3 separate regions of the Homo sapiens genome follow, and all the other regions are linked to region 2. Evidence: chromatin contacts called from ENCODE Hi-C or POLR2A ChIA-PET data. All regions are on one chromosome and are shown on one strand. Each heading gives the region's core, a stretch centred on a gene start or an enhancer-like site at or near the end of the contact. The rest is flanking DNA. Distances are from core to core; before and after follow the strand shown.

Evidence for each region. A loop is a pair of places that touch in the nucleus more often than their neighbours do. ChIA-PET counts read pairs that join two places held with the same protein, here RNA polymerase II (POLR2A). Pooled maps may share reads with other maps.
Region 1: POLR2A ChIA-PET joins it to region 2 with 23 read pairs in H1. The contact joins the enhancer-like site here to the promoter of NUCB1-AS1 in region 2. A Hi-C loop is called at or near these places in 2 of 168 maps with a recorded cell type or tissue (B cell and naive thymus-derived CD4-positive, alpha-beta T cell), 1 of 37 single-sample maps with no recorded cell type and 12 of 50 pooled maps. POLR2A ChIA-PET finds 5 or more read pairs at or near these places in 4 of 52 experiments (A549, GM10248, H1 and 1 more).
Region 3: a pooled map shows a loop between it and region 2 (2.8-fold over the local background). The contact joins the enhancer-like site here to the promoter of NUCB1-AS1 in region 2. A Hi-C loop is called at or near these places in 1 of 37 single-sample maps with no recorded cell type and 8 of 50 pooled maps. POLR2A ChIA-PET finds 5 or more read pairs at or near these places in 3 of 52 experiments (Caco-2, GM10248 and endothelial cell of umbilical vein).

Annotation. Positions count from the first base shown.
Region 1 is chr19:48,711,945-48,714,644 of GRCh38, forward strand. MAMSTR (MEF2 activating motif and SAP domain containing transcriptional regulator) reads right to left here. Exons shown (of 10, transcript NM_001130915.2): 7 at 2,422-2,616; 8 at 1,916-2,101; 9 at 1,772-1,826; 10 at 781-1,606. The coding sequence ends at 1,323. Among named protein-coding and RNA genes, the nearest start is that of MAMSTR, 6.4 kb to the right of the region's middle. RefSeq lists a silencer at 2,384-2,673. Within about 2 kb of position 1,252, at least 4 of the 41 ENCODE cell types and tissues checked have a DNase peak (open chromatin) inside an H3K27ac peak, as active enhancers do.
Region 2 is chr19:48,917,451-48,920,150 of GRCh38, forward strand. NUCB1-AS1 (NUCB1 antisense RNA 1) reads right to left here and starts at 1,441. Exons shown (of 2, transcript NR_046633.1): 1 at 1,254-1,441. NUCB1 (nucleobindin 1) reads left to right here. Exons shown (of 13, transcript NM_006184.6): 8 at 1,276-1,334; 9 at 1,580-1,672; 10 at 1,744-1,836. RefSeq lists an enhancer at 1,640-2,139.
Region 3 is chr19:49,126,698-49,129,397 of GRCh38, forward strand. It overlaps PPFIA3 (PPFI scaffold protein A3), which reads left to right. Exons shown (of 30, transcript NM_003660.4): 2 at 1,162-1,416; 3 at 1,670-1,771; 4 at 2,151-2,315; 5 at 2,683-2,700. The coding sequence starts at 1,177. Among named protein-coding and RNA genes, the nearest start is that of PPFIA3, 8.5 kb to the left of the region's middle. RefSeq lists a silencer at 1,176-1,575. Within about 2 kb of position 1,379, at least 9 of the 41 ENCODE cell types and tissues checked have a DNase peak (open chromatin) inside an H3K27ac peak, as active enhancers do.

The DNA.
Region 1 (2,700 bases), core at 2-2,501, 210 kb before region 2:
ACCGGGTTTCACCGTGTTAGCCAGGATGGTCTCGATCTCCTGACCTCGTGATCCGCCCACCTTGGCCTCCCAAAGTGCTGGGATTACAGGTGTGAGCCACCGTGCCCGGCCCAGTTTTTATGTATTTTTAGTAGAGATGGGTTTCACCATGTTGGCCAGGCTGGTCTTGAATTCTTGGCCTCAAGTGATCTGCCTGCCTCAGCTTCCCAAAGTGCTGGGATTACAGGCGTTTGCCACTGAGCCTGGTTTGTTGTTTGGCTATAATAAGCTCAAACAGGGAGATACAAAGGCCCAGTTCCATGTGTCCCAAGACAGGAAAGACTCCACAACTTAATTTGTGCTCTGGAGCTCCCTGCAGGATTAGGCTGAGGTTGGAACTTCACCTGAAGTCACCTCTTGCTCCTCTTCCCCTTTGCTGTCCTGTTTTCCCCACTCTTCTGCTGGTTTCTCCTGGGAACATTTCTTTCTTTTTCTCTCTCTCTTTTTTTTTTTTTAAGATGGAGTTTAGCTCCTGTTGCCCAGGCTGGAGTGCAATGGAGCGATCTTAGCTCACCACAACCTCCGCCTCCCGGGTTCAAGCGATTCTCCTGCCTCAACCTCCCAAGTAGCTGGGATTCCAGGCATGTGCCACCATGCCCAGCTAATTTTTTTTTGTGTGTGTGTGTTTGGTAGAGACAGGGTTTCACCATGTTGGCCAGGCTGGTCTCGAACTCCTGACCTCAGGTGATCCACTTGCCTCAGCCTCCCAAAGTGCTGGGATCGCAGGCGTGAGCCACCGCACCCAGCCAGAACACTTCTTTAATAAATGACTGGCATTTATATCTTGTCTCAGGCTCTGCTTCCAAGAGAAGCTGATCTTAGACCTGATGCTTCTAATTTTTTCATCTCCAACCAGAACCCAGGGAGGTCAGGGTCCGGCTCCCCCATTCTCCCTCTCCACTCTTTCTTGCTCCTCTCCTGCATCCAAAAGGCATAACCACCTTCCAGGCTCCCCAAACAACAGGGAGCCATCTACCGGGGTCGGGGGCATGTAAGAACATCCATGAGGTCTCTGAAGGAAGCAGCAAGCAGCTTGTTTGCCGTGGCCAGCAGCAAAAGAAGCCCCCCAACCATACCACGCCGGAGGGGGATCATAAGGAGGCCAGGTAGGCAAAGTTAAGGCAGTTGCATGTCAGCAGCACTTCAGGAGGCAGGTGGGGTTGGAGGTTGTCTCCGATCCTGTGTCTGCGGTAGGAGGGGCTCTGCTGGTAGTTCCCTCTCCTCCCACAAGGAGCTTCTCTCCACCCCCATCAGTTCTCTGTCTCTGTAAATCCTAGAATCCATCACCATGGATCCTCCAGCAGGTCCCACAGCCGGCTGCTGCTGGAGTCAGATAAGTCAGCGGAGAAGATGCTGGGGGGTGGGGGACCAGAACCCAGAGGAGGACCCCCGCTCAGGGCCTCCAGCCAGTCCAGGGAGTCCGTGGGGTCCCTGGGAGAAGGGGAGGAGGAGTTCGTGGGAGACGGGAGTGAAGAGGAGAAAACAGATGAGAGGCCTTCAGAGTCCGGGGAGGGGGACAGCACGTCGAAGGAGCCAGGGAAGTCCAGGGGAATAGGGGGCAGGGGGTCTGCGGGATAAAGAATGGTACATGAGCTTGGAAAGTCAGGGGTCCGGGCGCCAGCCCCCCATACCCCATTTCCAGGATCCAGCTCCCCAGCTCACGCCTCCCTTGGACGCAGGAGTCCAGAACCTCAGCCCCCACCTCCCCTAAATCTAGCAGTTTGGATCCTACCATCAGGCTCCACCTGATCCTCCAGGATGTCATCGATGCCCCGGTTAGGAAGCAACTGCGGATGGAGAAATTTGGCGTGAACTCGGGACTGCGACCTGGACCTGACTGGAGAACCCTAGCCGGATTCAACCCACACCCTCTTACCTGCGCCCTCCGGATCGCTTCCTGCAGCTCCTCCTCCAGAGTCAGAGCCGCTGAGCCCGGCCCTGAGGAAGGGGTCAGGGCTGGAGCTGCAGCAGGAGCCGGAGTGGGAGTTGGAGCCGGAGCCGTCCCCGGGGTATCCGCGGCACGTGGAAGAGGTGGCCTGTGAGATGCTGCGCTGGGCTTGACCTAGAGCAGCCAAGAGGGCGAGCGCCCATAAGCCATGCCCACAGGGCGCAACCCCACCCACTCGCAACGTGTGGCTCCACCCCTTGATCCTCTCGCGACCCCTCGCTCATCAACCCCTTTGGCCTCGCCCCCTATTCTTTCATTGGCTCCTCTTCTCTAAAGATCCGCCCCCTGTTAGTCTGAACCACGTCCCCTCGCCTTCAAGGCTTCCTACCGCTGGTCCTCGCCCCCACACTTCATTGGCTAGTTTTTTCGACACCCCGCCCCGGCCCACTTTGCTTTCTCTTCATTGGTCCGCAAGCTCATAGCCCCGCCCTCACCGAGCCCTGACGCCGGGCGGCTGCCAGGGCCTTGGGCTTGAGGCGCGGCCAGGGAGCACCCGCGGGACTGTCCTCGCGCCGCGGCTTCGGCCGCTCGCGGGGCGGCGCGCCGCCGCGCATGCGCTCCAGGAGCATAGACTTGGTCCCCGACACTGGGAGGCCCCGCAGGCGCAGCTGCTGCCGGAGCTCTGAGACCTGGGGAGGGGCGGGGCGTGGGAAGAGGCAGTGCTGGGCGGGCTCCCGGGCGCAGGCAGGAGCTGGACAGGATATTTGGAAACC
Region 2 (2,700 bases), core at 191-2,690:
GTAGCTGGGATCATAGGTGCACACCACCATGCCCAGCCAATTTTTAAATTTTTTTTTTCTTTTTGAGGCAGAGTCTTGCTCTGTTGCCCAGGCTGGAGTGCAATGGCATGATCTTGGCACACTGCAACCCCCGCCTCCCAGGTTCAAGCTATTCTCCTGCCTCAGCCTCCTGAGTAGCTGGGGTTACAGGCACTTGGCATTATGCCTGGCTAATTTTTGTATTTTTGTAGAGACGGGGTTTTACTATGCTGGCCAGGCTGGTCTTGAACTCCTGACTTCAGGTGATCCTCCTGCCTCGGCCTCCCAAAGTGCTGGGATTACAGGCGTGAGCCACCGCACCCGGCCCAATTTTTTACTTTTTTTTTTTTTTTTGTAGAGACGGGGTCTAGCCATCTTTTCTAAGCTGGTCTCGAACTTAATGTGCTCAAATGATCTTGCCTTAGCCTTCCAAAGTACTGGGATTACAGGCATGAGCCCCTAAATTTGGCCCCTACATTTTCTTTAATCTTAATCAATTTACATTTAAACAGCCCATGTGGCTAGCGGCTACTGTACTGGACAGCGCAGATCCAGAGTTTAGGCAGAGAAGAGACCCCCAGGCCTGAGCCCTGGGCCACACTAGCATGTGGAGGTCAGGAAGAGGATGGAGCCGTCAAAGGAGGTGGAGGGGCAGCCAGAGAGGACAGAATCATGTTCTGGAAGCCAAGGGCAGAAAGTCAAGTCAGATGCAGGTGGAAATTAACCACTGGATTTGCAAGATGAGGGTTCCTGGCCTCCTCCTCAGGAGGAAGGTTGTGCTTGTCTGAGGGAGCCGAGGAAGGAGGGCCGGTGGTGAGGACAGGAAGTGTGGCTGACCGAGCCTGAAGCCCTGCAGCTGTGGGGTCTACGTTGGTAGGAGAGGCTCCCCTCACAACTGGAGTCGGCACTGGCCTGGTTGTCTGGGAGGCAGAGGTCCCTGATAACCCTGGAGCTGACTCTGTGTCCAGAGCACTGAATGCCAGGGCCAGAGAATCCTGCATGACAGTGACCCAAGCATGTTTCCTCGAACCCTCCCTTTGATCTATTCCATTCTCAACCCCCTGGTCGCTAGGCAGTGGCCCTAGCAACGGGTCTAGTGGGGTACTAAAGCCTGGGGGCCACCGTTCCACCGCGGGAGACCCGTAGTTACCTGTCCTCTGATAACAGACCCCACATCAGCCCAAAATTTCTTCACCAGGGACCTTACACATCCCGTCCTCGGTCCCCTGAGATACCTTGCTATCCTCTTCCCTTCAGATATCAACAGTGATGGTGTCCTGGATGAGCAGGAGCTGGAGGCACTCTTCACCAAGGAGGTGAGCATCTTGGAAGCCTCGGGCACCTGGAGGGACGCCCAAATCAGCCACTTGTTTCCTCCTGCAGTCCCCTTAAATCCCCCTGGATGGGAGCTCAGTGAAAACTACAACTCCCATCAGCCCCTGGGGCAAAAACGGCTCCCAGGAGTGGTAGCGTGCCCAAAGGACTGCTGGGAGTTGAAGTTGTCGGGAATGAGCTCGCTGGGGACCTCTCAATGCTGTCTGCCTCTCGCTTGCTCCTGCAGCTGGAGAAAGTGTACGACCCAAAGAATGAGGAGGACGACATGCGGGAGATGGAGGAGGAGCGACTGCGCATGCGGGAGCATGTGATGAAGAATGTGAGGTGGGGGCCAGGCGGGGGAGAGGACGGGCCCCCAGCTCTGTCACTCACCCTTATCTGGCTCCCCAGGTGGACACCAACCAGGACCGCCTCGTGACCCTGGAGGAGTTCCTCGCATCCACTCAGAGGAAGGAGTTTGGGGACACCGGGGAGGGCTGGGAGGTGAGAACATGGGGGATACTCGGGGTCCTGAACCTCTCTCTCTTCTAGCCATGACCTTTCTTTCAGAATCTTAGGCCCCTTCTCTTTCTCTCTGGGTCCCCGTCCATTCTCCTGGGTCACTGCATCTCTATCTCTGGGTCTCTGTTTTCCCCTGTCTCTAGGACTCTTATTTATTTATTTATTTATTTATTTATTTATTTATTTATTCTGAGACGGAGTCTCACTCCATCGCCCAGGCTGCAGTGCAGTGGCACGATCTCGGCTCACTGCAGCCTCCACCTCCCAGGTTCAAGCAATTCTCCTGGCTCATCCTCTTGAGTAGCTGGGATTATAGGTGCGTGCCACCACACCCAGCTGATTTTTGTATTTTTAGTAGAGGCAGGATTTCACCATGTTGGCCAGGCTGGTCTCAAACTCCTGACCTCAGGTTATCCACCCACCTTGGCCTCCCAAAGTGCTGGGATTAGAGGTGTGATTTTTTTTTTTTTTTTTTTTTTTCTGAAACAGGGTCTTGCTCTGTCGCGTAGGCTGGAGCCCAGTGGTGGGATCTCGGCTCACTGCAACCTCCGCCTCTTGGATTCAAGCGATCCTCCCATCTCAGCCTCATGAGTAGCTGGGATTACAGGCGTGAGCCACCATGCCTGGCTAATTTTTGTATTTTTTGTAGAGATGGGGTTTTGCCATATCGGCCAGGCTGCTCTAGAACTGCTGGACTCAAGCGATCCACCTGACCTGGCCTCCCTAAGTGGTGGGATTACAGGCATGCACCACCGCACCACACCTAGCTAATTTTTGTATTTTTTGGTAGAGACAGGGTTTTGCATGTTGGCCAGGCTGCTCTGAAACTCCTGGACTCAAGCTATC
Region 3 (2,700 bases), core at 129-2,628, 210 kb after region 2:
TACAGGTAACCACATCCTAGTGACCTAATCCTGGGTCCCTTGGCCCTGTGGCCTTCTTAAGGCATGGTTCTGGTCTGGGCCTCAGTTTTCCTACCCATGCAGTGGGTTGAGGGGGATTCTCAGTAGAGCCAGAATAGGTAGACACTGATTTTCTCCACATTCACTCATACGATACCAGGGTCGGCCAGCTTTGGTTCCTTTGAGTGGGCTAGGCTTAGGTTTGCTGCCACTGTCTGTTGGAGTCTGACCTCAGTTTTCCCAAATCCTCTCACCCAGGTAGCCAGGACTGTTTTCCTAAGAGCAATGGCACAGGCACAGTGGCATACTTTGGGATGCTGAGGCAGGAGGATCCCTTGAGTCCAGGAGTGAGACCTCATCTCCACAAAAAAAAAAAAAAAAAAAAAGGTCAGGCGCGGTGGCTCACGTCTGTAATCCCAGCACTTTGGGAGGCCGAGGCGGGCAGATCACGAGGTCAGGAGTTCGAGACCAGCCTGGCCAACATGGTGAAACCTTGTCTCTACTAAAAATACAAAAATTAGCTGGGCATGGTGGCGGGTTCCTGTAATCCCAGCTACTCGGGAGGCTGAGGGAGGAGAATTGCTTGAACCGGGACCCGGGAGGTGGAGGCTGCAGTGAGCCGAGATCGCATCACTGCACTCCAGCCTGGGTGACAGATCACTCCAGCTAAAAAAAAAAAAAAAAAAAAAAAAGAAAGTAGGGAAAGGAAAAGAAAAGAAAAGAAAAGAAAAAAATTAGCCAGGTATGCTGGTGTGTGCCTGTAGTCGCAGCTACTCAGGAGGCTGAGTTGGGAGGACTGCTCGAGTCTGGGTCGTTCAGGCTGCAGTGGGCCGTGATCGCGCCACTGAACTCCAGCCTGGGTGACAGAGTGAGACCCTGTTAAAAAAAAATAATAATAATAATAGGCCTCAGTTTCCCCTGGCAGCACCTGGTGGCCAATCTTTGGTTTCCCCGGTGGAGTGACAGGGTGGCGGTGCCTGTTTCCCTGTGTCATGATCACAGTGCCTGGGCCTCAGTTTCTTCTGTGCAGTGCTTGGTTTGCCCCCAACTATTTCCCCTACGTGGTATCCGAGTGGCTGTGCCTCAGTTTCTCTGTTGTGCCTTGACAAGGCCGGTCTGTTCCTTGCCCTCCCCGCCCCGCAGGCCCGCACCGCCGCCATGATGTGCGAGGTGATGCCCACCATCAGCGAGGATGGCCGGCGGGGCTCGGCGCTGGGCCCGGACGAGGCGGGCGGGGAGCTGGAGCGCCTCATGGTCACGATGCTCACGGAGCGCGAGCGCCTGCTGGAGACGCTGCGCGAGGCACAGGACGGGTTGGCTACAGCGCAGCTGCGGCTGCGCGAGCTCGGCCACGAGAAGGACTCGCTGCAGCGCCAGCTCAGCATCGCGCTGCCCCAGGTCTGGGCGGGACAGGGGCGGGGCATGAGGGGGCGGGGCCTCGGGGGGAAGAAGGCGGTCCGGAAGGGGCCGGGCTTGGCGCCTGGAAGGGAGGAGTCTGGGCGAGGCTTGCCGTTAATGGGCGGGGCCTGAGTGGCAAGGGACAGCGGGACTTAGCAGGGAGGGCGGGACCTTCAAACTTCCAGTCCCAGTGAATGAAGGAGACAGGGAAAGGATTGAGCCGAATGTCCAGATCCTGCCAATGTCTGGACAGGAGTTTGCAGCTCTGACGAAGGAGCTGAACTTATGTCGGGAGCAGCTGCTGGAGAGGGAGGAAGAGATTGCAGAGCTGAAGGCGGAACGGAACAACACGCGGGTGAGGGGTGTTGAGGGCGGGGCCTAAGTGGGGGCGGGGCCTCGTGGTGTTGAAGTGGGGGGCGGGGCCTCTCAGTGTTGCAGCGTGACCTATTTTTTTCCCCCATCTCGCCTTTCTGTCTTCTCCTCTTCCCTGCTCCCACTTCCTGGCTGGTCTCCCACTCTGGTGCCACTCCTTCCTCCCTGTCTCCATAACTTTTCTCTTTTCTGTACCACCGGTTCCTTGACCCCGACCTCCTCTCTTTTCCTGACCTGTCTCGGTGCTCCTTTATATGGCTCCATCTTTTCCTCCATGTGTCCGCCCTACCTGTCACCCTTTTTCTCACATCTGCCCCTTTTCCCTTGCCTCTTTTCCTTGACCCCATGCCGTGTGCTTGCAGCTGCTCCTGGAACACCTGGAGTGCCTGGTGTCCAGGCACGAGAGGTCACTGCGCATGACCGTGGTGAAGCGCCAGGCCCAGTCCCCGGGTGGGGTCTCCTCGGAGGTAGAAGTGCTCAAAGCTCTAAAGTCTCTCTTCGAGCACCACAAGGCCCTGGATGAGAAGGTATGAGAATTAGAAGAGCAGGGGTGGAGAATGGAAACCTATAGTTGACTGGGGCTGTTCTGAGTGGGAGAGATTCTGGCCGTGATTGGTTGGGGATGTTCTGAGTTGGAAGAATGTTGACTGTGATTGATTGGGACAGGATACATAGACTGGGACCTGACTGGTTGATAGCAGAAAAATAAACCAGGATGGGGGCTAACAGTGGATGGGGCAGATTGGATAGCTGGTTGCGGCTGCATACCCGTTATGGAGACAGGAGCCCCAACGCTGCCCTATCGGATCCGTCCCAGGGGTGTTCTGGACCAGGGGCAACTGTCCTAAACTGGATCTTGTCTCCAGCTGACTGTTGCCCTGCCCCGATCCCCAGGTCCGGGAGCGGCTGCGG